Regions from separate parts of the Homo sapiens genome. Here region 1 is linked to region 2. A link is a loop called in an ENCODE intact Hi-C map of the cell type or tissue named here. Cell type or tissue: sigmoid colon. All regions are shown on one strand.

Region 1 (2,500 bases), 56 kb after region 2:
CACTGCTTACTCATGTCCCTTGGAAATTAAGAAGGAAGCCAGGAGAATAGCTGCCATAACCAGGGATGAACTTCTTGTCCACTGCTGCCTGCTATGCTAGCAACAGCCTCCTAACTCATAATGACTTAGCCATGAGGAATGTTTCTAGATTCTCCTTTAGCTGTCTGCCCATTTGGAAGATGCTGAGGACAGAGAGAGGACCCAAGCAGGCAACTAGTTGGAGGACTTGTACACGTTTCCTTCCAGCAGTATGTCAGAGAGGTGGCAGCCCACTGGGGACAGGGCTGCCTGGGTTCTGTGCTCGAGGGGACCTTGAGCAGGCTATTTAACCCTTCTGTGCCTCAGTTGCCTGATCTATAACATGAAAATTAGCAATCCCTACTAGATAAAGTTGGGGAATTTACAGAGTTAATATTTGTAAAGGTCTGAGAATATTCCTGGCAGAGTAAGCACTCTGTGAGTATGACACTGGCATTTCTTCTGCAGCACTACATGCTGTCTATGCCTTTGTCCAAGTCTGAAACCCTAGAACTCTTAGAATTCAGTTCAATGTTTACACAATCCTACAGTTCTGCTAGGCTTCTATGATGCTACTATTCTGCATTTGAATGAGCAAATGGATTTAATGCATTGTCAGGGAGCCGGCCAAAGCTTGAGAGCTCCTTCCTGGCTGGGAGGCCCCTTGGAATGTGGCCTGAAGGTAAGCTGGCAGCGAGCCTGACATGCTTTCATCTAGTTTCCTCGCTTCCTTCCTTTTCTGCAGTTTTCGCTTCAGAGAAAGCAGAATCCTTAAAAATAACCCTCTTAGTTCACATCTGTGGTCAGTCTGGGCTTAATGGCACCCCATCCTCCCCATTTGCTCATTTGGTCTCAGCAGTGAATGGAAAAAGTGTCTCGTCCTGACCCCCTGCTTCCCTTTCCTACTTCCTGGAAATCCACAGGATGCTGCATTTGCTCAGCAGATTTAACAGCCCACTTATCACTCATGGAAGATCCCTCCTCCTGCTTGACTCCGCCCTCTCTCCCTCTGCCCGCTTTCAATAAGAGGCAGAGACAGCAGCCAGAGGAACCGAGAGGCTGAGACTAACCCAGAAACATCCAATTCTCAAACTGAAGCTCGCACTCTCGCCTCCAGCATGAAAGTCTCTGCCGCCCTTCTGTGCCTGCTGCTCATAGCAGCCACCTTCATTCCCCAAGGGCTCGCTCAGCCAGGTAAGGCCCCCTCTTCTTCTCCTTGAACCACATTGTCTTCTCTCTGAGTTATCATGGACCATCCAAGCAGACGTGGTACCCACAGTCTTGCTTTAACGCTACTTTTCCAAGATAAGGTGACTCAGAAAAGGACAAGGGGTGAGCCCAACCACACAGCTGCTGCTCGGCAGAGCCTGAACTAGAATTCCAGCTGTGAACCCCAAATCCAGCTCCTTCCAGGATTCCAGCTCTGGGAACACACTCAGCGCAGTTACTCCCCCAGCTGCTTCCAGCAGAGTTTGGGGATCAGGGTAATCAAAGAGAGGGTGGGTGTGTAGGCTGTTTCCAGACACGCTGGAGACCCAGAATCTGGTCTGTGCTTCATTCACCTTAGCTTCCAGAGACGGTGACTCTGCAGAGGTAATGAGTATCAGGGAAACTCATGACCAGGCATAGCCTATTCAGAGTCTAAAAGGAGGCTCATAGTGGGGCTCCCCAGCTGATCTTCCCTGGTGCTGATCATCTGGATTATTGGTCCGTCTTAATGACACTTGTAGGCATTATCTAGCTTTAACAGCTCCTCCTTCTCTCTGTCCATTATCAATGTTATATACCCATTTTACAGCATAGGAAACTGAGTCATTGGGTCAAAGATCACATTCTAGCTCTGAGGTATAGGCAGAAGCACTGGGATTTAATGAGCTCTTTGTCTTCTCCTGCCTGCCTTTTGCTTTTTCCTCATGACTCTTTTCTGCTCTTAAGATCAGAATAATCCAGTTCATCCTAAAATGCTTTTTCTTTGTGGTTTATTTTCCAGATGCAATCAATGCCCCAGTCACCTGCTGTTATAACTTCACCAATAGGAAGATCTCAGTGCAGAGGCTCGCGAGCTATAGAAGAATCACCAGCAGCAAGTGTCCCAAAGAAGCTGTGATGTGAGTTCAGCACACCAACCTTCCCTGGCCTGAAGTTCTTCCTTGTGGAGCAAGGGACAAGCCTCATAAACCTAGAGTCAGAGAGTGCACTATTTAACTTAATGTACAAAGGTTCCCAATGGGAAAACTGAGGCACCAAGGGAAAAAGTGAACCCCAACATCACTCTCCACCTGGGTGCCTATTCAGAACACCCCAATTTCTTTAGCTTGAAGTCAGGATGGCTCCACCTGGACACCTATAGGAGCAGTTTGCCCTGGGTTCCCTCCTTCCACCTGCGTTCCTCCTCTAGCTCCCATGGCAGCCCTTTGGTGCAGAATGGGCTGCACTTCTAGACCAAAACTGCAAAGGAACTTCATCTAACTCTGTCCTCCCT
Region 2 (2,500 bases):
AAAGAAAGAAGAAAGAAGAAACAGAAAGGAAGGAAGGAAGGAAGGAAGGCAGGGAGGGAGGAAGGAGAAAAAAGAAAGAAAGAAAGAAAAGAGGAGGAGAAGGAAGGAAGGAGAAAGGGAAAGACAGAGAAAGGAAAGAAAGGGAGGGAGGGAAAAGAAAAGACAAGAAAAAGAAGTTGCTACATTGGACCTTAACAACACTGAAAACTTCCCTTTGAAGACACTAATGTGAAATTGAAAAGACATGCCACACGATGGAGAAAATACATACATCTGACAAATGACTTATATTCAAAATATAAAAGGAATTCTTACAAGTCAATACTAAAGAGGGCAAAATAACTCTAATAGCCACTTCCTAAAAAGACACACAGATGATCAATAAGCACCTGAAAAAATGATCAGCATTGCTAATCATCAACAAATTGCAAGTTCAAACCACGATGTGATGTAACTTCATACATTAAAATAGCTAAAAGTTAAACAAAGAAAACTAGCAAGCTCTGGTGAGCATGTGGACAATCGGAATTCTTGTAGTAGGTACGTAAATGGCATAATTACTTTGGAAAAATGTTTGTCAGTTTCTTACACAGTTAAACATGCATCTACCTGCGACCCATCAATTTTACTTCTGGAAATTCGCCCAAGATAAATAAAAACCACACAAAGGACTCACAAAGTTCACCCAAAGACTTATACACAAACGTGCCTGCAGTTTTTTGCACCACAGCATAAATCTGGAAACAGTCAAAAAATCTATCAAGAGGATGGATAAATGAATTATGTATTTATTCACTGAAATACCACTTAACAATAGAAGAAAACAAACTGCGGATACCTACAAAAGCATGGATAAATTTCAAAAACAATTTGTTGTGCTAGAGAAGCTAGACACAAAAGAGTGTATACTGTACACTTCCGTTTATATAAAGTCCTTGAAAGGGCAAAACAAACTATAGCAAGAGAAGTCAGATCAAGGATTGCCTGGGGTAGGTAGGAAGTGGTGAAGATTGACTACCAAGCGCCATGAGAAAACTTTGTGGGATAACAGAAACGTTCAATATTTTGACTGGGGCGGTGGTTCCACGTGCATATACAGTTGTCAAAACTTATCAATGTGTACATTTAAAGAGCATGCGTTTTGTTGTGTGAAAATAAATTGTATGTGAATAAATGTGATTTTAAAAAATAATAAAGTTCTCCACATATTTCTTAGGTCCCTTAAAGAGTGAGCACTGCTTGTCAGTGCCAGAGCCTCTGTCTCATTAATCTTTTAATCGCAGTCTATACAATATCTGGCACTTGGTAAGTGCTCCCCAGGTAGAGTTTGAGAGAAGGTAGGTCGGGAGAGCACGCATTGTTGGAGGGGTGTGAGGAGGAACAGAACACAAGCAGGACTAGACAAATATGCTCTTCTGCTAGAAACCTCTTTCACCATAAGGTGGCAGCAGAGAGCACCTGGCAATGTCTTTACCTACTTAATCCAGCAGGTGACAGCAGACCCACACTAACCTCTACACGAAGTTGCATTTTCCCCTCTCTTTCCTACGGTTACCACAATCTCAGCCCAGCCACTCCGCCAGGCAGAAAAGGGAGACTTAAATGGAAAAGAATAAGAACATACCCATGATCCCCATATATGACGGGCACTGTTCTCCATGCTTAATAGGCAACATGTAATTATACTTAATGTAATATCCATGCTTAATAAACAGTATTTCATTTCCATGCCCATCCTTTATCATGGGTATGATTTTCTTTGTTGTAAAGACAAGTAAACAAAGCTTCAGAGAAGGAGAACATGTTCCTAATCACGGATCTAGAAGTGATAGCGATGGAGTTTGAGTCTGCTTTTTCTTTCCATGTCATCCTGTCCAAACCTATAGACCAAAATGATCCATACAGAGGTTATGTATTGGTGTTCACTGCAGCAGTGTTCTAACTGCTCATGTGCATTAGCTCATGTAATCTTCACAACGAGTTGAGGTAGGAACAGTTGTTATCCCTATTTATTTTATTTATTTATTTATTTATTTATTTATTGTGTTTTTGAAACAGTGTTACTCTGTCACCCACTCTGGAGTGCAGTGGTGCGACCATAGGTCACTGCATCCTCAAACTTCCAGGCTCAAGCAATCCTCCCACCTCAGCCTCCAGAGTAGCTAGGGCTACAGGTGTCAGCCATTGTGCCTAGCCTGGTTATCGCCATTTTAAAGGTAGGCAGTGACACTGAGACACTGATAGGTTAATGAACTTGTAAAGTTCACATCATTAGTAAAAGCTGCAGCTGCCACTGGAGTTCAGGGTCTGACCCTGAACCTTAATCCTTCACTGCAGAACTAGCTACCAAGTGACCACTTTGACGAGCCTTGAGGAAAAGGCGGAGGGGGCTTTAGCACACACTCAGCTAACGAAAGTGTGCCGGTTCATTTCCCACAGCTCCACACAAACTCCCAGGGGTAGTAAAGAATAGCTTCTCCCTCCTCTGTGTCCCTGAGAA

Evidence for each region. Peaks named below come from ENCODE experiments on the same cell type or tissue, not always from the same donor. Only the 100,000 strongest peaks of a DNase experiment are listed, where the experiment ranks them.
Region 1: it touches region 2 in a loop (9-fold over the local background); 30 of 110 quality-filtered maps call a loop at or near these places.

Annotation. Positions count from the first base shown.
Region 1 is chr17:34,254,214-34,256,713 of GRCh38, forward strand. CCL2 (C-C motif chemokine ligand 2) reads left to right here and starts at 1,072. Exons shown (of 3, transcript NM_002982.4): 1 at 1,072-1,212; 2 at 2,009-2,126. The coding sequence starts at 1,137. RefSeq lists enhancers at 1-768, 769-1,743. In sigmoid colon, no CTCF peak of the experiment used is centred here; DNase peaks (open chromatin) are centred at 148, 678 and 1,028; H3K4me3 peaks cover 2,336 bases; H3K27ac peaks cover 2,487 bases.
Region 2 is chr17:34,198,652-34,201,151 of GRCh38, forward strand. No RefSeq gene overlaps it. Among named protein-coding and RNA genes, the nearest start is that of LINC01989, 16 kb to the left of the region's middle. In sigmoid colon, CTCF peaks have their summits at 1,436 (motif pointing right) and 1,644; a DNase peak (open chromatin) is centred at 1,480.